6 separate regions of the Homo sapiens genome follow, and all the other regions are linked to region 1. Evidence: chromatin loops called from intact Hi-C (ENCODE). Cell type or tissue: endothelial cell of umbilical vein. All regions are shown on one strand. Links, peaks and the distances in the headings refer to the core of each region. The heading gives the core; the rest is flanking DNA. Region 1 holds the start of SELL (selectin L). Region 2 overlaps SELP (selectin P). Region 3 overlaps FIRRM (FIGNL1 interacting regulator of recombination and mitosis). Region 4 overlaps F5 (coagulation factor V). Region 5 has its middle 27 kb from the start of XCL1. Region 6 overlaps SLC19A2 (solute carrier family 19 member 2).

Evidence for each region. Peaks named below come from ENCODE experiments on the same cell type or tissue, not always from the same donor. Only the 100,000 strongest peaks of a DNase experiment are listed, where the experiment ranks them.
Region 2: a loop joins it to region 1, with 17 times the contacts of the local background. A loop is called at or near these places in 74 of 110 quality-filtered maps.
Region 3: a loop joins it to region 1, with 9 times the contacts of the local background. A loop is called at or near these places in 26 of 110 quality-filtered maps.
Region 4: it touches region 1 in a loop (15-fold over the local background); 48 of 110 quality-filtered maps call a loop at or near these places.
Region 5: it touches region 1 in a loop (4-fold over the local background); 8 of 110 quality-filtered maps call a loop at or near these places.
Region 6: it touches region 1 in a loop (3-fold over the local background); 12 of 110 quality-filtered maps call a loop at or near these places.

What each region holds. Positions count from the first base shown.
Region 1 is chr1:169,709,431-169,714,669 of GRCh38, reverse strand. SELL (selectin L) reads left to right here and starts at 3,050. Exons shown (of 9, transcript NM_000655.5): 1 at 3,050-3,174; 2 at 4,153-4,234. The coding sequence starts at 3,172. In endothelial cell of umbilical vein, for the core only: a CTCF peak has its summit at 2,451 (motif pointing right); DNase peaks (open chromatin) are centred at 2,459 and 2,909.
Region 2 is chr1:169,598,388-169,603,626 of GRCh38, reverse strand. SELP (selectin P) reads left to right here. Exons shown (of 17, transcript NM_003005.4): 10 at 416-601. Among named protein-coding and RNA genes, the nearest start is that of F5, 15 kb to the right of the region's middle. In endothelial cell of umbilical vein, for the core only: a CTCF peak has its summit at 2,391 (motif pointing left); a DNase peak (open chromatin) is centred at 2,316; H3K27me3 peaks cover 459 bases.
Region 3 is chr1:169,807,669-169,812,907 of GRCh38, reverse strand. FIRRM (FIGNL1 interacting regulator of recombination and mitosis) reads right to left here. Exons shown (of 25, transcript NM_001320047.2): 9 at 4,979-5,117. Among named protein-coding and RNA genes, the nearest start is that of FIRRM, 15 kb to the right of the region's middle. In endothelial cell of umbilical vein, for the core only: a CTCF peak has its summit at 3,060 (motif pointing right); a DNase peak (open chromatin) is centred at 3,107.
Region 4 is chr1:169,547,070-169,552,308 of GRCh38, reverse strand. It overlaps F5 (coagulation factor V), which reads left to right. Exons shown (of 25, transcript NM_000130.5): 9 at 1,570-1,669; 10 at 2,294-2,508. Among named protein-coding and RNA genes, the nearest start is that of F5, 37 kb to the left of the region's middle. In endothelial cell of umbilical vein, for the core only: a CTCF peak has its summit at 1,869 (motif pointing left); a DNase peak (open chromatin) is centred at 1,858.
Region 5 is chr1:168,600,668-168,605,906 of GRCh38, reverse strand. No RefSeq gene overlaps it. Among named protein-coding and RNA genes, the nearest start is that of XCL1, 27 kb to the right of the region's middle. In endothelial cell of umbilical vein, for the core only: a CTCF peak has its summit at 2,233 (motif pointing left); a DNase peak (open chromatin) is centred at 2,196.
Region 6 is chr1:169,463,311-169,468,549 of GRCh38, reverse strand. SLC19A2 (solute carrier family 19 member 2) reads left to right here. Exons shown (of 6, transcript NM_006996.3): 5 at 298-439; 6 at 2,573-4,641. The coding sequence ends at 2,701. Among named protein-coding and RNA genes, the nearest start is that of SLC19A2, 20 kb to the left of the region's middle. In endothelial cell of umbilical vein, for the core only: no CTCF peak of the experiment used is centred there; a DNase peak (open chromatin) is centred at 2,109.

The DNA.
Region 1 (5,239 bases), core at 905-4,904:
GTTTTTTTTTTTCTACTGTGCAGAAGCTCTTTAGTTTAATTAGATCCCATTTGTCAATTTTGGCTTTTGTTGCTGTTGCTTTTGGTGTTTTAGTCATGAAGTCTTTGCCCATACCTACGTCCTGAATGGTATTGCCTAGGTTTTCTCCTAGAATTTTTATGGTTTTAGGTCTTCCATTTAAGTCTTTAATCCATCTTGAGTTAATTTTTATATAAGGTGTAAGGAAGGGATCCAGTTTCAGTTTTCTGCATATGGCTAGCCAGTTTTCCCAACATCATTTATTAAATGGGGAATCCTTTCCCAATTGCTTCTTTTTGTCAGCTTTGTCAAAGATCAGATGGTTGTAGATGTGTGGTGTTATTTCTGATGCCTCTGTTCTGTTCCGTTGGTCCATATATCTGTTTTTGTACCAGCACCATGCTGTTTTGGTTACTATAGCCTTGTAGTATAGTTTGAAGTCAGGTAGCATGATGCCTCCAGCTTTGTTCTTTTTGCTTAGGATTGTCTTGGCTATACAAGCTCTTTTTTGGTTCCATATGAAATTTAAAGTAGTTTTTTTCTAATTCTGTGAAAAAAGTCAGTAGTAGCTTGATGGGGATAGCACTGAATCTATAAATTACCTTGGGCAGTATGGTCATTTTCATGATATTGATTCTTCCTACCCATGAGCATGGAATGTTTTTCCATTCATTTGTGTCCTCTCTTATTTCCTTGAGCAGTGGTTTGTAGTTCTCCTTGAATAGGTCCTTCACATTCCTTGTAAGTTGGATTCCTAGGTATTTTATTCTCTTTGTAGCAATCGTGAATGGGAGTTCACTCATGATTTGGCTCTCTGTTTGTCTATTATTGCTGTATAGGAATTCTTGTGATTTTTTCACATTGATTTTGTAACCTGAGACTTTGCTGAAGTTGCTGATCAGTTTAAGGAGATTTTGGGCTGAGACAATGGGATTTTCTAAATATACAATCATGTCATCTGCAAACAGACACAATTTGACTTCCTCTCTTCTATTTGAATACACTTTATTTCTTTCTCTTGCCTGATTGCCCTGGCCAGAACTTCCAATACTATGTTGAACAGGAGTGGTGAGAGAGGCATACTTGTCTTGTGCCAGTTTTTAAAGGGAACGCTTTCAGTTTTTGCCCATTCAGTATGCTATTGGCTGTGGGTTTGTCATAAATAGCTCTTATTATTTTGAGATACGTTCCATCAATACCTAGTTTATTGAGAGTTTTTAGCATGAAGGGGTGTTGAATTTTATCCAAGGCCTTTTCTGCATCTATTGAGATAATCACGTGGTTTTTGTGATTGGTTCTGTTTACGTAATGGATTCTGTTTATTGATTTGTGTATGTTGAACCAGCCTTGCATTCCAGGGATGAAGCCAACTTGATTGTGGTTGATAAGCTTTTTGATGTGCTGCTGGATTCAGTTTGCCGTATTTTATTGAGTATTTTCGCAATGATGTTCATCAGGGATATTGGCCTGAAATTTTCTTTTTTTGTTGTGTCTCTGCCAGGTTTTAGTATCAGGATGATGCTGGCCTCATAAAATGAGTGAGGGAGGAGTTCCTCTTTTTCTATTCTCTGGAATAGTTTCAGAAGGAATGGTACCAGCACCTCTTTGTACCTCTGGTAGAATTTGGCTGTGAATCCATCTGGTCCTGGGCTTTTTTTAGTTGGTAGGCTATTAATTGCTGCCTTAATTTCAGAACTTGTTATTAGTCTATTCAGGGATTTGACTTCTTCCTGGTTTAGTCTTGGGAGGGTGTATGTGTCCAGGAATTTATCCATTTCTTCTAGATTTTCTAGTTTATTTGTGTAAAGATGTTTATAGTAATCTCTGATGGTAGTTTGTATTTCTACGGGATCAGTGGTAATATCCCCTTTACCATTTTTTATTGTGTCTATTGATTCTTCTTTCTTATTAGTCTAGCTAGTGGTCCATCTATTTTGTTAATCTTTTCAAAATGCAGCTCCTGGATTTATTGATTTTTTGAAGGCTTTTTCGTGTCTCTACCTCCTATGGTTCTGCTCTGATCTTAGTTATTTCTTGTCTTTCGCTAGTTTTTGAATTTGTTTCTTAACCTCTTTGAGACTCTTTAGAATGGGGATAATAATCATATCTATAGCAGAGAGCTGTTATAAAGATTAAACAATATAATAAATATGGGGCGCTGAGCTTCAGAGTTTTTGTTGTTGTTATTATTATTTTCCTAAAAATGCAAATCTGATTTGCATTTGACTCATTGACTCACATCAGTGGGTCTTCCTTTTTATTGTCCTTCATCATATGGGTCCTAATTTCACATGCAGTCTTATAAAACCATCTCATTTTATAGTCCAAGAATATTAAAGGTACTTGTAGGCTCCCAAACCTACACGGTGAAAAGCTAGAGAGCATGGGCTCTCTTCAGGGGTTAACTTCAGGAAGTGCCACTAACAAGGACGTCCACTAGGTGGTGAGCAAGGAAAGACGGAGGTGAAGGAACCGAAACGAGTCAAGTCCACTGCTTAGCTCTACTGAAGTTTTGCAAACATCATAAATATGTCTGAAATGCAGTTTTGATTTGTAGTATTTGCAATTTCCAAGGGCCATTTACCACAGGTAGCCAAGAGTTAGTTTAGCATTTATGAAAAAGATAGGGGAGGGTGGTGGAAAAGAAGGAGGAGGAGGAGAGAGAGAAGGAGGAAGAGGAGAACAAGAACCAAACAAAAACAAGAACAAGAACAAGTAGAAGAAGAGGAGCAGGAGGAAAAAGAAGAGGAAGAAGAACAGCAACAACAATGAGTGAAGGAGGAGGAGGGTAAGGAAAGATGCATAGGAGAATGGAAGGAAGGATAGAAAGGAGGGAAGGAAGAGAGAATCTAGTCACATTACTTTCTGATCAGCAGTTCATTTTTGTCTCAGTGGGAGGCAATAGAGGCCAGTCTAGGAAAGGGGTGGGGAAAGAGGAAAGAGAAGTGCAGGAGGAAGGGGAGGGAAAAGGGGAGGAGGAGGAGGATGTGAGACTGGGTTAGAGAAATGAAAGAAAGCAAGGCTTTCTGTTGACATTCAGTGCAGTCTACCTGCAGCACAGCACACTCCCTTTGGGCAAGGACCTGAGACCCTTGTGCTAAGTCAAGAGGCTCAATGGGCTGCAGAAGAACTAGAGAAGGACCAAGCAAAGCCATGGTGAGCCTTTCAGCCTAAAAGACGTTTAGATGCTCAGATAGAAACTCTTGGGGTTGTAGAGGCAGGTGGCAAGGATAGGAATCACCCCATTTCAATTCTGGTTTTAAATAATATAGAAACTAAACATTTTCTCAGACCCTCAAAAAAAGTGATCCTGAAATCTTTCTTCTCAGATATGCTGATTTCCTCTTCTTGACTTTGTCTCTGGGGAGACTCTTGAAGAAATACTATTGAAATCAGATCTTTTGCAATAAACACTGTGTCTACCTGAGAAGTGATATGCTTTGGAAGATAGAATTTTTTTAAAATTATACTTTAAGTTCTAGGGTACATGTGCACAACATACAGGTTTGTCACACATGTATACATGTGCCATGTTGGTGTGCTGCACCCATTAACTCGTCATTTACATTAAGTATATTTTAAGGTGTGCAGGAAATTTGTGACTTTGTCATTTCAGTTGCTCAAAAAGGTATTTCTTTTTATTAAAAAAAGAAATACTTTTCTTTCCTGGTGTCTGGCTATCTAATTTTTTTTTTTTTTAGGTATTTGAGGCATTGACCCATTATGATCAAGAGTGAGGCTATAACATTAAATATAAGCATCAATAGTTAATTAAGCAGCAACAATACTTTAAAAAATATACATAGTAAATATTAAATAGTTTTATCTAATAGCTCAGCAGAAAAGCAGGTATAAAAATTACCAAACCATAGAAAAAATTCAGGGCAGTACCGATTAGCAACTTGAGACTAAAGCGTAAAAATAAAATAGAACAAAACAAAACTGTGCATCAGTTCTGATGTAAATTTGAAGTAATTTTTCATCTATGTCTGAGAAACCTGTTACCTCAGACAGGGTTAGTAGACATATGTGTTTTATTCTGATTATTAAGAAAGTTGTAAGCACCACCTCAAAGGCTATAAATGTGTGGTTTAAGAGTATACATCTAAATATAATTTTGTATTTCATTTGCAGATATTTCCATGGAAATGTCAGAGCACCCAGAGGGACTTATGGAACATCTTCAAGTTGTGGGGGTGGACAATGCTCTGTTGTGGTATGTTATGATATTTATATATCGCTAAGTCTATTTTACTTATATTCATTTTTCTTAAATATCCACTAGTTATACATAGTCTAAGGGAAAATTATTTCACAGAGCTGTTAATTCTATCCCTTCTGTAAACATCTCTTTTCTTCTTACCTTTAGTTCTTCCCCAGAAACTCCTGAACACTATTTTTAACCTATAATAGCCCATGCTGTAGAGTTCAAATCCCAATAACCCCACAAAATCCCTCAATTATAAAGGAATAATGTTAATTAAGAAATCTCTGTTAAGGTACTTACAATCTGTACCAAATATTTAGCACCTCATTTTCTATTTTTTATTCATAGTTCAGTGTACATTAATGTCATTTCTACAATTACAATACGAGCTTATTAAGGGACGGGGGTTTATCATTTTTTGGTCCTTCTCCCATTGTTGTGACAAATTTTATATCTGATTCTTGAAGACTCTCCAGCAATAGCTTTGAACTTGGTTTTTCATTTCCTAAGTAAACTAATGTCTTCTTTCTCCCTAGCCTGGATTTTCAGCTCTAGCCAAGCAAACATGCTAACTCTCCCGTTCACACATTCCTTATGCCATGTCTGCACTGTGTCACATAGAAACTTAGTGCTCTTTTCATACAACAGGTATTTTCTGAGTCCCTACAATGTGTGAAATTTATGCTAGGCACTAAGGATACAGCAGTGGACACAACAGTTTTTTCCCTCTTAGAACTTGCATTCTAGTGGAATGCTCATTCAAAACTCTGTTCAAAATGTTTATTTTATGATGCTCTTTACCATCAATTATATCTGTTTCTTTACTGTATTAAATAGTGATTCATGTAGATCATACCATGCTTAGAATGCCATATATTATTATGAAGTCATTGTGTAATTATGTGTTTAATTAGATATCTTCAAAGCCCTCATATTTGATGGGTCCATATGTTTATTAAACATCATCAGTTGAGTCTCTTTGTGTATAGAACATGATCTAATGAATTTCATAAT
Region 2 (5,239 bases), core at 784-4,783, 110 kb after region 1:
GTAAGGTCATTGGGGTGTTTCTGAAGAAGGTATCAAGGGAGAAACCAGTTCCACCCCTGTCTAGAAGCAACAAAAATGAGTTGCACCACTATCCTCCCAAACAGAGCACCAGCTTCCTTTAAAAATCACCTCTAAAGCTGTTTGTGATTGAGCACTTCAGGATGTCAATCAACTGTAAGCTGCTGCTATTTTACACCTCTACAATCTCTAACTGGTGATGAAGCATCATGAAATTCAAACAATCACTTTTAGCCAAATACCATCGTTGTATATTAATCACACACACACACACACACACACACACACACACACACACACAGAGAGAGAGAGGGAGAAAGAGAGAGAGAGTTACAGAGTTCAGGTTGCTGAATTATAAAATGATCTCTTCTTTTCTCCTCTGCCATGCCCATGATAGCCATTCCCTGCACACCTTTGCTAAGCCCTCAGAATGGAACAATGACCTGTGTTCAACCTCTTGGAAGTTCCAGTTATAAATCCACATGTCAATTCATCTGTGACGAGGGATATTCTTTGTCTGGACCAGAAAGATTGGATTGTACTCGATCGGGACGCTGGACAGACTCCCCACCAATGTGTGAAGGTAGGCTGTGGGTCTGTCCTTTCTTATGGCTTTAAAGATGACATCAGAGAATGGAGAATCATCAGGGATTTATATAAAAGTGTTCTTGAGCTGAAGCAAACAACACTCTCCACAACAATGGTAATCTAGATAAAAAAGTTCTCCCTCTCTTTAAATAATATTTTAATAGCTTTAGTTAAATATTCCACAGTTTCAAGAACATCCTGGCCAACATGGTGAAACCCCGTTTCTACTAAAAATACAAAAAATAGCTGGGCATGGTGGTGCATGCCTGTAGTCCCAGCTACTCGGGAGGCTGAGGCAGGAGAATCGCTTGAACCCAGGAGGTGGAGGTTGCAGTGAGCTGAGATTGTGCCATTGCACTCCAGCCTGGTGACAGAGTGAGACTCTGTCTCAAAAAAAAATTGCACAGTTTCAGGAAGTGCTTTCATGTCATTATAGCATTCCTGTTTACCACAATTCTAAAATAATAAGGAAAGGCAGTATCATCTCATTTTATAGATAAGGAAGAGACACAAGCTTAAAGAGGTTAAATAACTCGTCCAGGGTCACACTGTTAGTAAGTGAAAAGGCTCAGCTCTATGTCACTGAAAGTTTTACTTCCTTACAGAGTCTTCTTCAGCTACATTCTTCATTTCTTCATTCCTACATTCACCTTCAACTGAGCATTACTAAATCCCAGCCACAGACCTTATTTAGGGATGGGTGAGATTTAACCCTAGCATAACTATGTGTGCACTTCCCTCCTCTCTCCACTTCTATATTGAATATAAGCTTCTTGAAGGCAGGAGCTGTGCCTTCTTCATCTTTATACCCCCTGCAGCAGCTAGACAGAATAAAAATGGGTGTGTGTGACAAATATCTGTTGAATTGAAGGTGATCATTTACCAGTAAAATTTACTCAAACACAAGCTTTGGTAATTTAGTGGAATTCTCAAAGGCAGGGGCCAGATCTTATCTGTCTTTAATTCCCCTGAGACATCTGGCTGGCAAAGTATCTAGTATATTTTATGTTCTAAAATAGAAGTGCACTGAATTAATTAATTCATAGCTCCTGTTTAGTTGCAAAAGGTGCTATTGTTCTAATGTATTGTTCAGTGTAGAGTTAGTAATAATGAGACCAGTGATAATGGTAATAATTATTGCTTAATGTAGGACTACCTATTTCATAAGCATCATCACATTCAATCCACACAAATGACCCTTAAGTTGGTTATTACTATGCCCATTTTAAAGGTGAAGAAACTGAGGCTTTGAGAGGTTAAGTAGCTAGCAAAGTTCATATAGCTTGAAGTATGGAGACAGGATGCAAACCCAGGCCTAGTCTGATTATAGGGCTAGTGTTTTGACCACTGAACTACACTATCACCCAGTGGCAGAGCTTCTGAATCTCAGGTAAGTCACTTGTGAATTTACTCTTTTCCACTCCACAGATTGCAGCTATAACTGCTAAATGAACTTTAGAAATGGCAGTGCCTGGTGATCAGATGAGAGAATATGTTGGTAGAAATCTATTCGTGTTACACAAAAACAGCTAAAATATTATTTATTCCTTCCTGTGGAATGAGCACTAGATTAATATCCAAAGACTTGTATTGCTCTCTCTCCAAGTCATGTGCCATTAGGAAAGTCTTGTCACACCCTTAGGCTCCCGTTTTCTCAATTCCAAAAGGAGAAGAGTGGACCAGACCATCTTTGAGGTCGCTTCCCTGGTCAAGAATTCTGTAGGGTGAAAGACATAAAATGCTACCATCTGCTGTCAAAAAGATATACTACAAGTTCCCTGAGAATTCTAGAACATGTATGGAGGAAAGCATTTGGGCTTGTGGTTTTTCACTCATTCATTTATTCCTCACTCTCTTATTCATTTATTCCATTGACATTTCTCATAAGTTCTATTTTCCCACATTTTAAGGCTAAAGAATATTTAAAAAAACCTTTAAAAATCTCATTCACATTTTAAATCATGTAGGCAACCAACATGGCTGCTAAATCTGTAATCTCTAAAGCCCTTGCTTCCCTTCACTACTTTCCAGCCCCCCTTTCTCTGCAGGAGGAGGCATTTGCCTCCCACTTTGCAGGCCCCATCCCCACTCACTGTCAAGACCCAACCCTGACCATGAACAGCAGCTTTAACCCACTATGGCCCTTGGAATTATCAACCTTGACTGATCCTGATCTTGAGCCCTGGTTTTTGCATTTGTGTTTCTTCTTCGTTCTCCAAATTTATGCTCTAAATTTAGGCAAATGGTTCCTCTTATTTTCCCATATGCCTGAACCCATTAATTTTTAACCCTCAGCACTGCCCCCTAGAACCCCAATTTTCACATGGTGTTTTGCAGAGTTCTAGGATACATCAGATGGACTCAGGGGCCTCCAAGTAAGCAGAGGCAGTGTGGCAGGTGGAGTTCTCAAGCTGTCTCTTCAGAGTGCAATGTGAGATTTCATTTTGGGGGATGGCTCTACCGATAGTTCCACTTTAGTTAGAATGCCGGTTCCCTGGGCCCTCTGGGATGTGGCCTCTGCCTAGTTGTTCCTCAGTATCTGCAGGGGGAATTGGTTCCAGGACTCCCTGCAGATACCAGAATCCCCAGATGCCCAAGTCACTTATATAAAATGGCATAATATTTGCATATAACCTACATACATTCTCCTTTAGACTTTTAAACCGTCTTTAGATTACGTATAATACCTAATGCAAAGCCTACACATCACTTCATCTGCATGGATTCAACATACTCAGCACATGGCAAATTCAAGTTTTGCTTTTTGGAACTTTATATAATTTATTTTTTTTCTGAATGTTTTTGATCCACAACGAGTTGAATCCGTAGATGCAGAACCCTTGGATACAGAGAGTCGGTTATTTTTCAGCCTTGTCTCTGCCTTTGCCCTTCAGGACCTGAAGTCCTTTTCATGAGCCTAAGCAGTGCTTGAGGTTCTTGTGCCAACTTTGATGATGCCACCTGCATGATGGAGTGCTTGTACACAGTTTCCGTATCCCTCCTGTCCCTGCCTGTTGGACCACTTTCATGATACAGACTGCTGAATTCCTAATCCCTTAACACTGTCTGTCATTGATCCTCTGGTGACCATGTTTGGCTGCTGAACCCAACTCCTAATGTCTATTTTCACTGCGTGGGGAGGGGTCCTGGTTCCAAGTCCCAACCTCAACTCTGCTCTTCTGCCATGTGCCTGCTTACTCACGTCCTAAAATATGGTGAACTGGTGCCCCCTAAAACTCTGGCCCAGCTGACATCTCCATTTTTTTCTTCATTCCCCCAACATTTCTCTGAATCTGTGGGGCTTCCTAGTTTTATTCCTAAAGTTTGAGTTTACAATATTCAACTCAGATACATTTATTATTCATACTATATCTTCTTTCCAGAAAATTATTGAGAAAACTCTATCAAACTCAAGTAAAATGATATAATGAAAGGAAACAGATAATTTACTAAATCTATTTGAAATAATATAAATCAATATGTTTAAGAATTCAGATGCAATCATGTATACTTTCTTGATGGACTATAGAAGAACACCAATGAATACCCATATGTGATAGAACTGCCTTGGTAGTCAGTGAAAATAGAACACTAAGCGTGCAATAAATGCAAACCTTATCTGTTTTCTATTTTTGTAATTATTCAGGAGTTTTTTTTTTTTTGCCAAAGTTTTAGAGTAGGCTCAAGAATATGACCACTTCTCAAAGTTATGCACAAAAGTCATTCCTGGGTATAACTCTTTTCCTGCATCTGCACTAATCTCCATTCCAGCAGCATCCTTGATAACTCCACAAATGTCATTCATCCCATGTTTGCTGAGTGCCCACCATATGCCGGATCTGGGTTAGGCTTCCATGTAACTCATCTAGGCTGCCCCTCAAACAGGTAAACCCACTTCTTTACATGATCCAGAGCCAAATTCTTAGTATGTAAGGGTCAAGGTTAATTTTTACCTGAGAGAGTTCAGAGACTTTTATAAATATGAAAGTCTGGATATGTAACCTTGGCTGAGCATGACTGATAAGACTGAAACCAAAGCACTATCCCCCAAATGAATTTAATGCTGTAGTAGTTCTCATTTTATACTAGGGCCCCCTTCGGTTAATTTTTAAAAACAGTAATTCCTCTTGTTTCTTTTCAAACCAGGTAGGCATACCTTTTAGAATGCATTTAAATTAAATTGTATTCATTACTGTATTCATTCAATTCATAAGTATTTGTAGAACCCCTCCTATGTGTCAGGCCCTGTTCTCTGGGATACAGTGTTCAAAGAACTGACAAGGTCCCTGCTTTCCTGCAGCTGACATTATACATATTCTTCAGTTTAAAGTTGTAATTCTGGGAGATTATGAAAAAGTTATTTTTGTGAAAATGTTCACAGATGACTTCATGTCTAGGAGTTACACCAGTAGACATGTTTCAAAAAGGTTTAGTAAATTGATTTGATGTGTCAGATATGAAGTTGTTAATTACTCAACAATTTGAGAGTACTGAACTGAAATTCACTGTGTTATTTTGGCTATTTGAATGGATTCATGCAATAAGAATCCATAATCCTTCAATGAATAGCTTGTTACTGAAAAATACATGGGCCAGTATGTAAAAGCCAAATACTGTACATTGGTTTTCCATG
Region 3 (5,239 bases), core at 800-4,799, 98 kb before region 1:
GAAATAGGGTAGATGAAAATTCACCTTTCTTTGATCATTTTTTTTTTTTTTGAGATGGAGTCTCACTCTGTTGCCCAGGCTGGAGTGCAGTGGCATGACCTCGGCTTACTTCAACCTCCACCTCCTGGGTTCAAGTGATCCTCCTGCCTCAGCCTCCCAAGTAGCTGGCATTACAGGTGCGCACCATCACTCCTGGCTAATTTTTGTATTTTTAGTAGAGACGGGGTTTCACCATGTTGGCCAGCCTGGTCTCGAACTCCTAGCTCAAGCAATCTGCCCACCTCGGCCTCCCAAAGTGCTGGGATTACAGCCATGGGTCACCACACTCAGCCTTTTCGATTATTTTGAAGATGAACTCTCTAATACAGTGCTATGCAAATTTAAAAGCACAAAGTTTATTCTACACTGACCTTATAATCAGCATAGACGTCATCATATCACCATAAGAAACCTTTCCTGACTTCATCACTGGGTACCTATCTTGTACTCCCATGAGCCAGCCAATACCCAGTCCTCCAAAGATCATACCATTCTATAATAATTACCTACTTACTTGTGTCTCAGGCTAGACTCTAAGTTGTTGAGGGCACCTACAACATTTCCTGGCACAGAATAAGTACTCTGGAAATACTTGTTAAATGACTGAATGAGTGGTGACACACAACTTATTTGTTTGCTTACTTTAAATTTTCTCTCTCATTCAAGAGGAAATTACACAAGATTTGTTCGAAGCCTCTAGCTTTACTTCATTACTAAATAGCATACTACTAATTAAACCTAGAGTTTTATTTTTACATTTTCAAAAAGCAGGTAAATAACACAAATAACTTAACAGTCCCATCTTTGATTTACTCAACTGTTTAAAACAAAGTTTGCATCTTAATGCCAACAAAGAAGGTGTGGGTAATATAAGCAAGGAAGACCATTTTTCAATGCTTTAAAATATGAGCACCATTCTTTCTTTCTTTCTTTGTTTCTATCTATCTAGACAGGCTCTCACTCTGTTGTCCAAGCTCTATCTATCTATCTATCTATCTAATCTATCTATCTATTATCTATTTAGATAATCTATTATCTATTTAGATAGATAATCTGTCTATTATCTATTTAGATAATCTGTCTATTATCTATTTAGATAATCTGTCTATTATCTATTTAGATAATCTGTCTATTATCTATTTAGATAATCTGTCTATTATCTATTTAGATAATCTGTCTATTATCTATTTAGATTATCTATCTATCTATCTATCTAGACAAGCTCTCACTCTGTTGTCCAAGCTGGAGTACAGTGGCCTGATCATGGCTCACTGCAGCCTCAATCTCCTGGGCTCAATGCATCCTCCCACCCCAGTCTCCCAAGTAACTAGAACTACAGGTATGTGCCATGAGGCCTGGAGAATTTTTTTATTTTTTGTAGAGATGGGGGTCTCCCTGTGTTGCTCAGTCTGGTCTCAAACTCCTGGGCTCAAGCAATCCTTCTGCCTTGGCCTCTCAAAAGTGCTGAGATTACAGGCACATTCTTTCTTTAATAAAACAATTAAAATACTAATAAAATTTAAATATAGCAGGCAATAAAATCTAAGTGTAGGCAACAGATACAATAGTATATGTTTATTTTCTGAATAATACAAATTTCTAAAAGCATTATATAAACATAAGTAGGAATTAGAGTGGAAATTAAATTAGTTCTAAGGGCCACACAAATAAATTTCCCTGTTTATAGAAAAACTAAATAATTGGGGGCAGGCCGGGCGCGGTGGCTCACGCCTGTAATCCCAGCACTTTGGGAGGCCGAGGCGGGTGGATCATGAGGTCAGGAGATCGAGACCATCCTGGCTAACAAGGTGAAACCCCGTCTCTACTAAAAATACAAAAAAATTAGCCGGGCGCGGTGGCAGGCGCCTGTAGTCCCAGCTACTCGGGAGGCTGAGGCAGGGGAATGGCGTGAACCCGGGAAGCGGAGCTTGCAGTGAGCCGAGATTGCGCCACTGCAGTCCGCAGTCCGGCCTGGGCGACAGAGCGAGACTCCGTCTCAAAAAAAAAAAAAAAAAAAAAAAAAAAAAAAAAAAATTGGGGGCTAAAGAACTATATGTTAAAACTATACATTAAAAACTCTAATAGAATATTCTCTTTTTGAAACCAATTTCAAGACTTAATTGAGAATAAATATCGATTTTAGGGGTTGTTATGGGTTGAACTGTGTCCCTCCCAAAAAGCTTTAAGTTCTAACTCCCAATACTTCAGAATGTGGCCTTATTTGGAAATAGGGTTATTGAAGACATAATTAGTTAAGATGAGGTCATATTAAAGTAAGGTATGCCCTTAATCACTATCACTGGTGTTCTTATAAAAAGATGATGTGAAGACACAGAAAGCCAAAGTAAGCTAAGGATTGCCAGTGACACCGAGAAGCTAAGAGAAAGATATGAAATATATTCTCCCCTAAAGCCTTCCAGAGAACATGGCCCTATTGACACACTGTGAACTTCTGCCTCTAGAAATGTGAGAGAATAAAATTCTATTGTTTTAAGCCACCTAGTTTGTGGTAACTTGTTACGGCAACCCCAGGAAATTAATACAAGGAATGATACATCACATGCTTCTATAAATAGTGTAATATTAATTAAATCTACTGGTTTTATTTTGACTTTTTTCCAAGTGAGATGATATGGCTTGAAGATTGGTGTCCTCCCAGACACCTAACACCCAATGTGATACTATTAAGAGGTGGGGCCTTTGGGGAAGTGATTAAGTCATGAGGGCTCTGCCCTCATGAATGACATAAGTGCCCTTATAAAAGAGGTTGAAGGGAGCTGTCTTGCCCCTTGCACTAAGTGAGGATGCAGCAACAAGGGGCCATTTTTGAAGCAGACGGCACACCCTCGTTAGACACCAAATCTACTGGTGCCTTGATATTGGGCTTCCCAGCTTCCAGAACTGTGAGAGATAAATTTCTAATATTTATAATCCCTTACCCAGTTTAAGGGATTTTGTTATAGCAGCCTAAATGGACTAAAACACAAAGTGAAAACTGCCAGGAAAACTTCAATACTTTACTTTGATTGGTAAATAAATATTAATAGTGAACAGCAGAGGGCGTCGCTGATCAGAATTTGGAGTTAAGATTGAAGAAATTATACAGTCCACCTCAAAGCTCCATTTCAGGCAATGGACAGTAAGCAGAACTGGTCACATTTATCAGTCCCAAATTTGAAAAAATGAGAATTTTCTTGGACAGTTAAGAGAATTTAAATTTTCTGATTTCCATCTATAAGCAGTTTATATAAACTGAAGATATACTTTATGTACAGCCACCCTGGCTAAGCAGCCCCCATACTCTCTCTTGCCACTATAGACTATACTGTTGTTTAGACTTTCTTCATCTTACTCTTGGTCCAAGTATCTCTGTTTAATTTTCCTCTCCAAGTACTAGCTGCAAACTCTGTGGTGTCAAGAGAAGCAAGAAGGAAACTGAAAAAGGAGGAGGTTGGTGTTGAGAATATGAATCTATAGGATAAAGGTAAAGAAGAAAACAACCTTCCTGCCATTGATATAGGATACCCAAACAAACTTCTCCTTTTAGCAAGGTAAGAGGAATCAGAAAGGATGCACGAATGAAGTGAGGACAAAAAAGGAAAGGGAAAAAGGAAGAAGGGATACAAGGGGAGGGGCAGGTGAGATAAAGAAGAGAAGCAAGAAGAAAAAAGTTAGCCCCTTCCTAACACTACTCCTCATTTCCTTCTTACTACCTTCAGAACTTCTTTTTAAAGTTCCACCCTCCCCTAGGGTCTGTCCTTCCAGATCAGCCCTGCCCTAGGAGTTGCTACCAGTTTTAGGACTTGGATGAACCCCTACACTTTCACCCCCATAGCTGACTGGCAGGGAAGAGCGCAGGTACAAAGGAATTCCCTGTATCAGCTTGCAGATGTACAATAGAAGGGGCTATGTCATTGCTATTCAAGGAAGAAATATTCAATTCATGGTCCCATTAAAATTATTACATATAGGCTGGGCGCGGTGGCTCACACCTGTAATCCCAGCACTTTGGGAGGCCAAGGCGGGTGGACCACCTGAGGTCAGGAGTTCGAGACCAGCCTGGCCAACATGGCGAAACCCCGTCTCTACTAAAAAAATTAGCCAGGCGTGGTGGCAGGCGCCTATAATCCCAGCTACTCAGGAGGCTAAGGCAGAACGATCCCTTGAACCCGTGAGGCAGAGGCTGCAGTGAGCCAAGGTCATACCACTGCACTCCAGCTTGGGTGACAGAGTGAGACGCCATCTCAAAAAAAAAAAAAACAAATGACATATAACTGTTAGGTCCTGAGTACTATTAATCTTATAATTTAGGACTACTATAGTTAAATAAAATTGAGGGCTAGTCTGAAAGCAAAAGGTACTATGTATAACAGTGTTACAGGAAAATGAGTTATAATTCCCAATAATCGTACTACAAATTTTTAGAATATAATGTTTCATAAATGGGATACCAATTCAACACTCTAACTTTTCAAAATAAAAACAAATGTATGACTATATCAAATTTAAAAGACTGATACATACATATACATGCACAAACATACTTGTATCCCTAAAGGTCGCAATGCGTTGGTGAAGAAAAAATGCAAGATTGATTGCAGCTATATCAGATCTTATACAAATATGAACAAAAGAATTTTTGTTCTCATGCAGAAAAGAATGAAAGGATTCTGAGAAGAATGCTGTGACCAACCAGTTACCAAGCAAAGAGGGAGCCAGGCAGACCCCAGAGGCAATGACAGCAGTTAGGAATCTAATACAATGCTCTGGGTGAAAAGTAATTATGGGATATAAATAATCCCACAGATCAAAAAAAAACACCCAAATGAAATAAATTAAAATCCTCTTAAATAGACTGACCCAGACATTCAAATGAGATTTACTAACTGCCAAAGAAAATAAGAGTTGCTGTTTAAAATGCTATTAGCCCAAATTTTACCTGTGCATCTGACTGTGTCATCTGCTCAGCTAACTGTAAACAAGAATGGAAGGAGAAAAGAATGTCTTCACACAAGCTAGTAATTATATCTTTGTGTTTCAACTGGCTTTTTATTATGGACTGGTGCTTAAGGCTCTGCCTAAATGAATAAAAAGAAAAGAATACAATCACCACAAGTAACACATCAAGTAACTTAGGACCTCTAACAATATCTACCTTGTAGAACATTTAAAAAAACAATCAAAAAGCATCATATATCAC
Region 4 (5,239 bases), core at 3-4,002, 160 kb after region 1:
AAAGAAAATAAAGCCACAGATAAGTAGATACCATGTGACCCTGTAAGGCTGTCTTCAAATTTTGTCCTAAGCTTTATGGCAGTCAGTGTAAAAAAGGAAATATGTCAGGGTGAAGTTTACATCATCTACAAAAAGAAAGCACCATTTATCCTGATGTTAAGATCTAAGAGGAACTTCTTTAATGAGTTCTACAAAAGAGAGTGCTGAGTGATACAGTAGATGGCATCCTTGATAAAATTCTTATAACCAGCATAATAGATTAAAAGTTGCATAAAATAATAGATTAAAAGTTGCATTAAAATATTTCTCATTATAGCTAAGATATAACAGTAAACACAATTGAATAGAAACAATTTTTACTCATTTTTTAATGTAGTCTAGGTATGCAGCTCTCTAATGGTTGGACTCTGATGAAGGTAAACTCCATGTATCAAGAGCACGGAGTTTTCCTCAGACAATTCTCCTTAAATGTCATGTCACTTCACCAAGATAGATAAGAATTGGACAGCAGAGAATTAAAGGTTGCAATCTTTGACAAAATCCTAGAGTGTAGTTAATCTACAGACAAAGGATGATCCAAAGGCTTTGACAATCAACCAAATAGAAGATAGGATTAAGGTTCTCTTTTGCAGATTAAAGAGCCTAACTAGGACTCCTGTGTGTTTTATGCACCTGACAAGGTCTATTCTGTTCATTTAAAATAGCCAAAGGACAAAAGCAGTTTTTTTTCTCCATGCCTCTTTCCCTTCTTCCATTTCTGATCCCTTTTATGTGCTCTCAGCAAGTGTAGACATACCTTATTAAAAGTTCAGGATCTGGCTATTTGTCTGTGCCTCTCAAGCAAGTAGCTTTTCCCCCCCACCAAGGGTCTTACTCTGTCACCCAGGCTGGAGTGCAGTGGTGTGATCATGGCTCACTGCAACCTCCACTTCCTGGGCTCAGGCGATTCTCGCACCTCAGCCTCTCAAGTAGCTGGGACTACAGGCACACGCCCCAACGCCTGGCTAATTTTTGTATTTTTTTGTAGAGATGAGGTTTCACCATGTTGCCCAGGCTGGTCTTGAACTCCTGAGCTCAAGTGATCCACCTGCTTCAGCCTCCCAAAGTGCTGGGGTTACAGGTTTGAGCCACTGAACCTAGCTGAGAAGATGACTTCAAAGACAGTGTCCTAAAAAATCTACCGGGCAGGGGAAGGGGATCATGGTCTAGAGATGAGAAGCAGATTCAAAATGAGATGTGGCCCAAGCTGAAAAGAGAAGGGCAGGGGAAGGAGGACTTGCTTGGAGAGAGTGATACTGTGAGGAAAACGTCACTTCTCCTAACCTATCCTCTAAAGTCAGACTTCTCTTTCCATTTTCCACCTTAATGTGTGAGTGAAACACTCTCTCCAATGCTCCTGCCAAGTGATGAGGGGAGGTTACTGCTCAGATAAACAGATCTAATTTTCCTACTGTGTGTACACATGTATACACACACACCATCCAAAAGGTGAATATGCAAAGCTAGTATCTTATATTATTTGTCATGATCAACCTTAAATCCTAGAATAAATTTGATTTAACTTTGTAGATCGTGTTCAAAAATATGGCCAGCCGCCCCTATAGCATTTACCCTCATGGAGTGACCTTCTCGCCTTATGAAGATGAAGTCAACTCTTCTTTCACCTCAGGTTTGAATCTTTCACTTCTACTGAATCCAACTAGTAACTTCTGAGAGGCTGCCACATTTTTCTGCTATTCTCCTTGCCCGGTGGTGTCACTACTGCAGTCAGGTAGTATACATGTAGGAGTATCCTAAAAATCACAGCCAAACCCTTCTCACTTCAGGAGTTTTGTCTCTTAGTGGTAACAAAATATGGTGTCTTTTATTAGTGTCATAGTGGCCTCTAGTGGAGCATTATCTAATGGCTACATGTTATCCAGGTTCCAAGTAGAATATTTAAAGAATTCAATTGAACAATGAGAACATTTAGACACAGGATGGGGAACATCACACACCGGGGCCTGTCGGGGGGGGGGGGTGGGGGGCGGGGGGAGGGATAGCATTAGGAGATATACCTAATGTTAATGACAAGTTAATGGGTGCAGCACACCAACATGACACATGTATACATATGTAACAAACCTGCACGTTGTGCACATGTACCCTAGAACTTAAAGTATAATTTAAAAAAAATAAAAATAAAAGAATTCCTTTTGCAATATTAATTGGTTCCAGCGAAAGCTTATTTATTTATTTATTATCATGAAATAACTTTGCAAATGAAAACAATTTTGAATATATTTTCTTTCAGGCAGGAACAACACCATGATCAGAGCAGTTCAACCAGGGGAAACCTATACTTATAAGTGGAACATCTTAGAGTTTGATGAACCCACAGAAAATGATGCCCAGTGCTTAACAAGACCATACTACAGTGACGTGGACATCATGAGAGACATCGCCTCTGGGCTAATAGGACTACTTCTAATCTGTAAGAGCAGATCCCTGGACAGGCGAGGAATACAGGTATTTTGTCCTTGAAGTAACCTTTCAGAAATTCTGAGAATTTCTTCTGGCTAGAACATGTTAGGTCTCCTGGCTAAATAATGGGGCATTTCCTTCAAGAGAACAGTAATTGTCAAGTAGTCCTTTTTAGCACCAGTGTGATAACATTTATTCTTTTTTTTTTTTTGTCTTGTCTATTTTTATCAGTACCATCACTGCCGAAGGCAAGTCTAGAGTGTGATAACATATTTTGTCTTAGTTTCAAATTCCAGGTCTGTTGGTATTGGATGTGTTGAGCAAGTTGATTAGCCTTTCCTAATTTCTTCCTTTTATCAAATGGGTAATAACCCTCCTAAAAATGTTACAGGTCTGTTTGGGGGTTCAGTGAGATACCATCTGGTAAAAGTATAAAGCTCTTTACCAGTCTTTGCTATTTTTAGAGACCTGCAATAGGGAGACAGAGGAGAGATTCTCTGAAAGCAACCAAATTTAGAGACATAGTTCCTAGTGAAATTGGACCCAGATTATGGCCCATCTCTGTTGAGACTAAAGTATACAGAAGAATGTGAACAAAGATACTGAATTTCTGAGTTTGTCTTCATTGAAGAATTGTAGTCTCATATTATTAAACTAAAATTCCCAATTATGCTAAACTGTAACCAAAGAGGTCTTATCTCAAGGCATACAAAATAAACATATGCCTAGAAAAAGCAGAAATGAATTTCTGGACATATGGAAGATCCTGATTTATTGAGCTAGGAAAGGAAACAGGTAGTAGAAGCATAAGGCTTTTCTATTGCAACCTTCTCTTTCATCCTTTGCACTTATTCAGAGCATATTCAGTCAATCATTCATGTTGAAAGGTGTGCAATTACAGAGATAGACAGACTTTCAGCTGCCATAGCGAAATGAGATTTTTCTTTTGGGATTTGTTTTTTTTTTTTTTTTCTTTTGAGACAGAGTCTCACTCTGTCACCCAGGCTGGAGAGCAGTGGCACCATTTTAGATCACTGCAACCTCTGCCTCCTGGGTTCAAGTGATTCTCCTGCCTCAGTCTCTTGAGTAGCTGGGATTACAGGCGCCCGCCACCACCCCCATGTAATTTTTGTATTTTTTAGTAGAGACAGGGTTTCACCATGTTGGCTAGGCTGGTCTCGAACTCCTGACCTAAGGTGTTCCACCTGCCTCAGCCTCCCAAAGTGCTGGTATTACAGGTGTGAGCCACTGTGCCCGGCTCTTTTGGGATATTTTAATCTCTGAATTTTCTTATCTGTTCTGTTTGCTTTTGCATATTACCTTTAGCTCTAACAAGTGCTGTGTACACAATGGACTCTCATAAATGCCTGAATTATATGGCTTCAGTAGTTCCAAGAACTATGTCACTTTGGTTTCTGAGAACTCAGTGGTGTAGATAATTTGCTGCAATGTTAATGACTGAATACAGCACTTTTTTTTCTTTTTTTTTTACTCTTAAGTTCAGGGGTACTTATGTGCAGGATGTGCAGGTTTGTTACATAGGTAAACATGTGTCATGGAGGTCTGTTGTACTTACTACTTCATCACCCAGGTATTAAGCCTAGTATCCATTAGTTATTTTTTCTGATCCTCTCCCTCTTTCCACCCTCCATCCTCTGATAGGCCCCAGTATGTATTGTTCCCTTCTATGTGTCCATGTGTTCTCATAATTTAGCTTTCACTTGTAAGTGAAAACATGCAGTATGTGGTTTTCTGTTCTTGCGTTAACTTGCTTAGAATAATGGCCTCCAGCTCCATCCATGTCCCTGCAAAGGACATAATCTTGTTCTTTTTGATGGTCACATAGTATTCTATGGTGTATATGTACCATATTTTCTTCATCCAGTCTGTCATTGATGGGCATTTGGGTTGATTTCATGTCTTTGCTATTGTGAAGAGTGCGAAAATGAACATACGCATGCATGTGTCTTTATAACAGAATGATTTATATTCCTTTGGGTACATACCAAGTAATGGAATTGCTGGGTTCAAAGGTATTTCTGACTTTAGGTCTTTGAGGACTCACCATGGTATCTTCCACAATGGTTGAACTAATTTACACTCCCACCAAGAGTGTATAAGTGTTCCTTTTTCTCCACAACCTTGCCAACATCTGTTAGTTTTTGACTTTTTAATAATAGCCATTCTTATTGGTGCGAGATGGTATCTCATTGTGGTTTTGATTTGCATTTCTCTAATGATCAGTGATGTTGAGCGTTTTTTTCATATGCTCTTTGGCCACATGTGTGTCTTCTTTTGAAAAGTGTCTGTTCCTGTCCTTGGCCTACTTTTTAATGGGGCTGTTTGTTTTTTTCTTGTAAATTTAAGTTCCTTATAAATGCTCCATATTAGACCTTTGCCAGATGCATAGTTTGCAAAAATTTTCTCCCATTCTGAATGTTGTCTGTTTACTCTCTTGATAGTTTCTTTTGCTGTGCAGGAGCTCTTTATTTCAATTAAATCCCATTTGACAATTTTTGCTTTTGTTGCTATTGCTTTTGGCATGTTCGTCATGAAAGCTTTGCCCATCCCTATGTCCCAAATAATATTGCCTAGGTTGTCTTCCAGGGTTTTTGTAGTTTGGGGTTTTACGTTTAAGTGTGTTGTTGTTGTTTTTTGTTTGTTTGTTTCTGTTATTTTTGAGATGGAGTCTCGTTCTGTTGCCCAGGCTGGAGTGCAGTGGTACGATCTCAGCTCACTGCAACCTCTGCCTCCCATGTTCAGGTGATTCTCCTGC
Region 5 (5,239 bases), core at 670-4,669, 1.1 Mb after region 1:
TAGAAAATGCTTCTTGAGTAAGGCACACTGCATAGATGCATGGTTCAGGCAAAAAATGAGAAAGCTGGAAATAAAGATGGATGTAAAATTAAATAGGGAAACTTTTCCCCAACCAATTGGACAGCAGAAGGACCATTTGCCAAGTGGTTATGAGTGATAAGAAACACTTCTGGGATTCATTGCCCAAGATATACCTGTTATTTATTTAAGGTTGCTAGTCAATAAAGCTTATATCACCATCTTTATTCATCTCACCAGTAACTTATTAAATTATATTACCTTAATTTTTTGCTGTTGTGCATTTTATGAGATGTACAAGATACATATAGTACCATGGTGAAATCCTGCCTCTGTAAACTGCCCTAAGCCCACTGATGTATATCTCCATTAAAGTTCCCTGGAATGGCCAAACTAGGTTTTTTAATCTGAATAATGGAGGTTATATTCATTGTCTTCATTTCCCTCTTTCTCAGTTTCTTTGCTTCCTTGTGTTTTAGTACAGTTTCATCCTTCTTTTGTCAAGGAAAAGATATGAAACAAATCTTCAGGCTCACACTTACCAGCTGCATTTGAGTGTTTATTCTCAGATTCATTAATGGCCAGACAGAGAGGCTGGCTAGGAAAGAAAGTAAAGTATGAGAAACTTCAGCCACTTGAAGTCCAAAATGAATGTGAAGCATCTCTGAAACTATAATCTGTGTCAAAGGAAAATCAGACTATAATTAAAAGGAAGAAAGAAATAGGCCATTATCCACAACATTTTGTTTACCATGTAAAAGAGGAACACAGGCTTTCCAGGAAATAAGTAAATTGTGGGTAATTTAAGAACAGACATCATATCTTATATACCTCCAGGTGAGGGACTTCTGTTTGTCTCTTTAGATCTGTTCTTTACTTAACTCCTCTTATTTTTAGCTGGAAAACAATTACATAGAATAAAGACTGAATTTCCCATACTTTCTTGCAGCTGAACTTACCTATATACTTGGGGTTATGCATACAGCTTCTAGAAAATGTCTTTTGAAGGAAGAAACCCATCTTTTTCTTCCCTTTTCTTCTTCTTGCTGGATGGAAAGTGGATGCAAATTTGAGAATTAAAAATGAAAAGAACCTGGGTTCCAGGGATCTCATACCAGCCTTGGCCTTGTTAACTACTGATTTTGTCCCTAGAGGACAGAGAAAAAAAAAACCTATCTAGTTTAAGCCACTCTTATTTTGGCTTTTTGGTCACTTGCAGTTAAACCTACTCCTTAGCAATACACCCCTTCAACCTCTGGAAGAATACCTTTCAATCAATCAACAGCTGCAATGATCACAGTTACAATGGACTAAACAGATATGTTGGGGCTGTTGCCGTCCTCACATTTTTGGAAGGCTCAGTGCTTTGGGTCTCAAGAATATAGCAGAGAGAATTTGGGCATGATTTATTTTAATATGGTGAGCAGAACATCCTGAGGGAAACACACACCCTTATATACATATACATGCACACACATATAAATATATATATGCATGCACATACACATAAATATAATGTCTCCATAGATTGATAAAATACCATTCAGTGGAGAGTGCAGTGACCAGGGTACAAATACAGGCACTGTCACTGGATGGTGGAAGCATAAATTGGTGTGATCTTTCGGGAAGAAATTTGCCAATATGTATCACAGCCTTCTCTAAGGAGAGAATGTGAACAAAGAGTGATGGCCAAAATTTTCATTGTAGCAGTAGATTATACAGAAAGTTTCTCAACCTAAGGGTTCAAACAATAAATGCATGTGTTGTGAAGTGTCAGAGCTGGCAGTTAACTGGAGTTTCTTTCCCATGAGTTGATTTTCATCAAGGAAAGAATTTCTCAGAGGTTGGGCATCAAGCGATAGAGAGGAGTAGATGGCAGACAATGAGACATCTGCCTCCGACCAGGCCCATAGGTCAGTCTAGCCACAAGGGACAGAGAATCACCCTCAGACACTAAAGAAGCTGTTTCCATAAATGAGACACAGAGGCCTGAAAACTCTGTTTAGTACTCAGGGGAGAAGTTAGAAGACTTAGTGCAGAGCATTCTTCACTTGGTGAAGAATCTTGGTTGGGTTCAGCACAGACGGATGATGTGCCTTGGCAACCTGAGGGTCTGCAGCTTTGGGAAGATAAGGAGACCTAGCCTAGGGAGGCAAGCCAGCATCACCATGCCAGGTGCCAGCATCTGTAGTAGTGGGGAGGTGCTGCCCTCAAGCGGCTGTTTGGACAGTAAGCATCAGCAGGGGGCCAGGAGTGGAAGAGCAGAACATTTGTGAGCTCACCTGGGATATATCTTAACCACACACTCCAATTTCAGCTCTGCCTGGGTCATATGCCCACCTGCATATTCAGTTCTCCCTGGGAGAACTGAAATTGGGTGTGTGGCTAAAATATATATGCAGGTGGGCATATGAGCCAGTGAAGTGTGTAGCCACAAGCTAGGAAACAACCTAAATGCATAATGATAGAAAAAATCAGGTAAATTATGCTTTGTCTCATAACCTGTGAGCCTGATATTATCTGTGGATGTTCAGTATCCTTTCTGTCCTTCTAAGCTTTCCCCTTGTAAAACAGGGCCTGAAAGCATGGAAATCACGTTTCTCAAGTGCCTGTTTGAATATCATTGGGGTGGCACTTTGTGAAGTTTGCAAAGCAGAAGAAAAAGATGGGCCATTGCTTCCAGTAAAGATCTAGGCACGCGTCTGGGTATCAGCAAATGGCTGATGTGGGGCTTTGTCAGCAGCTCCCAGATGCTGCAAGCAGCTAAGCTCAGTAGTAGTGATATCACTGCAATATTTGTGTTTCTAGATCTAGAGCCATCCTGATCATTGTTTTCTTCCAATGGGAGGCATATATAAAGGTTGTATAAGCCTTATTCCCTACGTCAGCTTCCTTTATAGTGAAAAAAACTTAGAGTGGCTTCCATTTTCAGAACCAAAACTTAACTGATACAGCAGAGCCTGTTGGTTAAGGACCTGAACTCTGGTATGATTTAGACTTGGTTCAATCCCAAGATCTGTTTTAAGTGAGTGAAACCTTGAACAAATTCCCTCACCAAACTTCCCAGTTTCTTCATCTGCAAAATGGGTTCACGAACATGCCTACCTTGTAGGACTGTCACATGGTTTAAATTATATCATATATATTAGCATCCATAAATATTAGATATCATTATTGAATACTGCATAATAATTGCATTAAAATAGTATAATAGTAGATGGAAAGGGAAGAAAAAACTCTATGTACAGTATAAACTCAACTACATGAAATACACCAATGGAAAGATAGCAAAATGTTCTCTCTCTAGGGTTTACATATGATTCTATTTTCTTCTGTATTTTTTTGTATTTTTAAAATGATCTACAAGAAGTATTATATACTATTTTATAAAAGGAATAACATGTAATGCTATTAAAATAGCCTACAGTGAAGTTACATAAATATACATTCAAACCTCAGCATCACTCACAAATTCAATGCCTCATGCAAAGAAACACACTCAAATAATACTGTTTCGTTGGTATCTAATATTCATCATCTTTCTAAAGTTTTTTCCCTATCAGCCCAAGACCAAGTAAATATTGTGATAACTTCAGATCTGGGAACAGTAAACCCCCAGGTCAGGGAATTTGCAAACAGTGAATTCTGGAGGAAGCAAATATGTTTGTGGAATTATTCTGGGGAGACTGCTTCATTCTTACCACAAATGGGAAATGACTACTTCTACGGCAGCTGTGATATTCCATTCAGGAGAGGTTTGTTTCAGAGGTGTCATTGTTTGTTTTAGTTGGCCCTTATATTATTTTCATTAACTCTGACAGTCAGTTCTGCAAGACTTGGAAAGCCATACTTTCAGGTTTATGCCTTCTTTCGTCACAGCATAATTATTAATAGTGCCCCTTTTTGCTTTTGAAAATGTCTGGGTTTAGATAATTATACACATGTATGTGTACCCAATTCAAGACCTGCCCAAATAAGAGCAAAGCTTAGGATTTTTAATAAAGGTCTGTATACAGCATAAAATTGCTCCTTAGCATAAAACTGCACCTTAGCATAAAATTGCTCCTTAGTTAACTACCCCTAAACAGCATCTGTTTTGTTTTTGGATGAGCTTCCTGGCTTGAGAAGTTGCAGCCCACTTCCAGCCCACCTGAAAGCACCATACCTTATATATATATATATTTTTTTCTCCAACAAAAATACCTCTTGGGGCACTGTCCTCAAAAATGAATATTTTATTTAAGAAAATAATAGTTTCTTGAATACCTGTATTCATATTTATATCTATGTAGCATGCCCACCTGCTAAGAAATTCCAAGCACTGTAACCCCACAATCATGTCTATCTCTTCTCTGTATCACCAGAGACTCATACAGCAGCAATATGTAGAAAGTCAACAAACTTGGACTGAATTGAACCAAACTTGCTGTGAGTTACCAATAAAGTGATGATAGAGGAATCGTCTTTGGGCTTATCCATTAATCATATTCATAGATACCATTTCCTGATTTATCTTGAGAATAAATGTTCTGGTGGGAATTTTTATTTTTTAATTTCCTCCTTGTGATTTCATTGCACTTGTAATTGGGTCAGCATACAGCACAGCTATCATCCATCAAATGAGTCATTGGGCTGAAATAAACGAAAGATGGTTAAAACAGAGACGTTGCCTTTGAGCTTATTAACGTAGTGCAGAAGATAAAATATATGTGTGGCATGTTTTTTTACTTGTTGATGCATGATCTGTATAACCTATAACATGAACCTTCATTCTTCTCCCATTACCTGTGGTTCCTTTCTTTGCCTCTCTACATGAGCATGTGGACTTTTCAGCTTCAAGATGGAGTACTAATTTATAGGAGGAAGGCATATGGATACTCATTAGACTGTAAAGGTGATGAAGCCCATCCCTAAAATGCCCTGCAAGCATTCATGGAAAGCTCAACAACAAGACAGTTCCTTCATAACAAGTGCTAGATGAGTGCTACAGGATCTTTTTATTTTTATTTTTATTTATTTATTATTTATTTATTTATTATTTATTTATTTATTTATCGAGACAGAGTTTTGCTCTTTTGTCCAGGCTGGAGTGAAGTGGCACGATCTTGGCTCACTGCAACCTCTGCCTCCCGGGTTCAAGCAATTCTCTTGCCTCAGCCTCCCAAGTAGCTGGGATTACAGGCGCCCGCCACCAGGCCTGGCTAATTTTTGTATTTTTAGT
Region 6 (5,239 bases), core at 154-4,153, 250 kb after region 1:
AATGAGGCAAATGGGAGGAAGCATTGTATTATATGTGCATTATCAGTTTTTCTCCTGAGGAAGCATTTAGGCAAGTTTTGTTTATTCCCATGTTTGTATGTTCCTACTGTTTTCAGATGTTTGCATGAGATTTATATCATTTAGTTGCAGAATGTTTTCATTTGGTTGGAAAGGCAATTGACAGTAGAAAGAAGGACTCTTCATGTTTAAAGATAAATGTTTACTTTTATTTAGAATAAATATTATAAGTACTCCAGAAGTAATTCTTATTTATTCACTCTTTTATTTTTTTTTAAGTTTTCAAATTGCTGCAAACCTCAGCATGGAACGCTATGCCCTAGTATTTGGTGTAAATACCTTCATTGCCCTGGCACTGCAGACGCTGCTCACTCTAATTGTGGTAGATGCCAGTGGCCTTGGATTAGAAATTACCACTCAGGTAAGATCTCTCCTTTGGCATCGAAGGTAGTATGTGTGACTTGATCAGGGTGACAGAAGTATATGTATGCTTAATGAAAACAAATCCAAACAATAGGGAACAGATGTAAAGTAAAAGCATACCCTCCTTCCTTCATTCAACATCTTCTCCCCTATCCTTAGTTCTTTTCTCCTGGGAGGGTGTTGGGATTGTCAGGTCTTAGAACATTCCCGAGTGTAACTCATCAGCCCAATGGGGCTGTTTCAGCTGAGAGGTAATATTGATTCCTTACAGACCAAGACCTTCTGCTTCCTCATCCATTATTTCCCTCTATACTTAAATCTATGCTTGGAATACTGTATCCCATGTTTGAGATTCCCTGCTTCATCTCACAACTCTTTAAGTCTCCTCCCTTCTTTATTTAAAACACCCCTCACCCAAATACCACGGTAATGCCTTGCTGCTGATGAACAACATTATGATTTGTAACTTATGACTATTGAGAAACTTGCACCAACACCCAACAACAATGTGAATACTTTTTACGTTCAGGAATTGTATAGTTGTATATGCCTTCATGCATTGTGAGTTTTAAGTATATCTTGTTTTGTACTTTGGTAAAATGGGCAACTGAATGAATCAAGAAGTATTTACTCCCACCCCCATCCCAACCCAAATGATTTCTTCCCAACATATTAGCCGTAATTAACTTTGTTTTTACTGAAGCGATCTAAGAGAGAAATAGTAATAATAGACAATGTGCATTGAGTGCCTCTACGTGTCAAGTGCTTTATATAGGATTTGTAGGGTTGCTGTATTAGACATGAAGAAGATGAGTCTGAGAGATGTTAAGTGACTTGTCCATACCATCACTAGTAGTGTTCCAGAGCTTAGAGTTAAACCAACATCTAACCCCAAAACTTATTTCAGGATGGAAAGTAGGAGAGAAACTTAAGTGCTTGCCATCCTCCCTGTATAAGGGAGAGTTCCCAGGACTATTACAGTTGAGGGAAACATGGCTGTCATTGGAAGTGGAAATTTGTCAGCAGATTCTTATAGAAATGGTGGATTTAAACACGTGGAATAATAGGATTTTATGGGTGGTGCTGAAACCCTAACTGCCATGATTGATTAATGGCTTCCTGCAGAAGTGTAGCCAACATTGAAAGAAACTGGCTCAGTGATTTAAGGCCATACTCTCATTGTACTTTTGAACCAGTTTGTAAGTATTTAGTATGTTATTTTAAGAAGATGATGATGATGATGATGTTAATAAACCATATAGTCACATTAAAATTTCGCTTAGGGCATCATCCGCCGCAAACTAACACAGGAACAGAAAACCAAACACTGCATGTTCTCACTCATAAGTCGGTGTTGGACAATGAGAACACATGGACACAGGGAGGGGAACAACACACATTGGGGCCTGTTGGGGGGTGGGAGGCAAGGGAAGGGAGAGCATTAGGACAAATACCTAATGTATGCAGGGCTTAAAACCTAGATGATGGGTTGATAGGTGCAGCAAACCACCATGGCACACGTATACCTATATAACAAATCTGCACATTCTGCACATGTACCCCAGAACTTAAAAAAAAAAAATTGTCTTAGGGAAGAATTCTTACATTAAGTAATCCTGTAATGGAATATAGTTGACCTGCCGCTGCCCTCTTCTGGGGAAAAATAGAGAAGTTCTTGATCTTCAGAATTTGGCCTATTTGTACCCACCTATCAGCTTGAAGGCAGAGACCAGGACTGAATTATAACAATAACAGCAACAACAATAAAAGTAATACTAACAGCATTAGCATTGTGCTAATAAGCATTTATGATCTCACTGATGGGTACCAACATCGCTGTAAAGTGAGAACTACTATGAATTCCATTTTGTAAGTGAAGAAGGGCTCAGAGATGAAGTATCTCAATCAAGTTCACGCAGCTTGTAAGGGATGAAGTCAGGATTCACACTCAGGCAGTCAGGCTTTATTTAGTACCACCGTGCTGTGATGCTGCTTTGTGTCTTCAGGGTCTGGCACGTGGTGTAAGTATGCAATATTTTTTGAGGCTTTATGGACAAATTCTGAATATACTTTATTATAGAGTAATCCTCTTGTCATTGATAATTCAATAAACTGCTTTTCCCCCTTCTAGTTTTTGATCTATGCCAGTTATTTTGCACTCATCGCTGTGGTTTTCCTGGCCAGTGGTGCAGTCAGTGTTATGAAGAAATGTAGAAAGCTGGAAGATCCACAATCAAGTTCTCAAGTAACCACTTCATAATATACTGCTGAAGGGCTTCTTCTTATAGCAAGAACTCTGCACAGCAACTGCCTGGATGTGTTTGATTTTTTAAAGCGTAGACATATATTTATGAATGTGCATTTCTTGACTTCACAGCAGCCACTTGACTAATACCTTGTGTTCCGGGAATAACATGATACTATTCAGAGGAGCCAGAAGTAAAGTTTATTTCATGGATTATTTATGAGAGCTAATTTAAGGATGACTTTTTTTCTGATTCAAAAGTGAACTTGATTTTAAAAACCAGTCAAGAGCAATCAAAGCAGCACATGGTGTTGTATACTTCATTAGCAAGTGAGTTTGGTGTTTTATAGGTCACATATGTCTGTATCTACTTAGCCAGATGCTTGGCCTGGTGGGACCAGGGCTCCACAGAGGCCACAAAATGTTGCAAGTCATGATGGATGGAAATATGTTCTAACAGCATCTGCCTCTATTCAATTTAATTCTTATTTCTGTGTTACTCATGTACATTGGTCTTTCTACATAGTTATTCTATCACTGGCAATATTTGTTCTGGTTTAGTGTTCTGTATTTTAAGGTGTACGTATCATTTCTAATTTTAAGTTATTTTAAAAAAATTCATCATATGAATGTTCTTGGTTCCCATTGTGACGATTATTTATTTCTGTAAAATTTGTTTAGAAGTACGTTTTTGCATTATTCATATGCTTCCCAGAGAAGCTCATTTAGTTAGAAAATAAGGCAAGTTTTGAAGCCTGCTAAATGAAGAGACTTAAGAAAGCTTAAGGTACGCTTGCTTGTCTTTAAATCTTCAATATGAAGGACTATTAATTCCAAGATTAAAAGTTCATATATAGGCTAAAGATGTAACTAGGCCATTTGTATTTGTATTCCCTTTTATTTCCAAAATAAAATGAAAAATCTTTTTTTAATAATTTCATCCCTATTTATAGTTTTTATATTAATTTGTTTTTCTTATCCAAGTAAAGATGTCAATAGGAATTGCATTAGTCCAAGGCCTTTTTCATAAACTGAGCCTCTTTTCAATTATTTCAATGGGACAGGAACTAGGATAGATGTGATTCCTGCATTTTTTTACCTTAAATCTGCCTTTGTTTCTAAAGGTAGATCATCTTGAATATTTGCTTAAAATTGCTAGTGATTTCATTACCAAGTTACTTGAAAAAATGTTCTATATGCATTTAATTCTGAAATCAGTCTACCAAGGGGCTGCTAGTATATGTCAGACATGAAAACTATTTTAAAGCTGACTTTGTTGCCTTATCTTGAAAAGAATCTAGATAGGTGCTTTTAACTGGGGTATTAACTTTTTTAGAATGACACAGCTGAACAGTGTTAATAATAGTGTGTCAAGATTGCAAAGTCGACATACTCATTTGGTTTAAGCAGGAATCCTAGAAGCAAATGGATGGGGATAAGAATAGGTCATTTTCTATTCACCATCCTTTACTATTAAGGGAAAGGAAAAGAACACTAGCTAAGGAAGGGAAAGGGAAGTGATATCATAAAAGTAGCAACCTTCATTTTACATTCTGTCTGTTTTTCTTTTTTTGCTTTGTTTTGTTTGTGCTAATTTGGGAATTGTGTACTCCGAAACAAGTAGAAAAGTGCTGTTTGAGGGATTTTATTAAATCTTTTTTTAATGGAATGTGGTACAAATTGTTCATGTTACCAAAGCAATATTTCCCTGGAATTTAATTCAAAGTTTGTGGCATACAACCTGAGCCTTTTCTTATATAAGACAAGAATATGTTCACATCTTGGTATGTGGCCATATTTATAGAATGCTGAACTCAATGTGCAAGTTGTACTGTATGCAGTTTTGTAAATAAGTGAAAATAATTTGTTGTACTTTTTATTCAATTCTGTATAGATTATAAAATTATTTTTATTAAATAAATATTTTACAGTATATTTTCTCTTTTTAATCAAAATTGTTTTAAATTTATCTTCTATTTCAGTAGGAGCTTTAGATTATATCTTTAAATATTTTAATAATTTATCCTAGGACAAATTTCATATTAAGTCTTCCCCTGGTCTAACTTGCCTAGTTAACCTTTTGTTATCTTTTTAATTATTCCATTGCTTTGTGATTTTTACCTTTGACTCTTCCCCCTTATTTCAGATGTTTTCCCCCTTTTTTTTGGCACCCCGTTGCACTGTTTTTTTTTTTTTTTTTGGTTTTCATGTTGGCACTGCTCTTATCTCTTTTTAAAGCATTCTTCCTTAAAAAAAAAAAAAGACACTCTCTTTGATGTTAACTGAATTTTTACAATAAAGGAAATTAAAGCAAGAGCAGAAAATACCACCTTGTTCTGAAACTTCATAGCCTCTTTGTTCCACCTCAAATTATTCTGATACCCAGGGAGGAATCTTCTTGCCATGAGTTGAGAATCATTTGTCCATTATATCCCAGAAACCTAATCAGTATTTTCTTACAGTATCCAAATGAGTACCATTTTTTAATATACCATTTCAAAATCTACTTAAGGCATTGATTTCGCTGCTTATCACCAAAGTCCTGGAAATTTT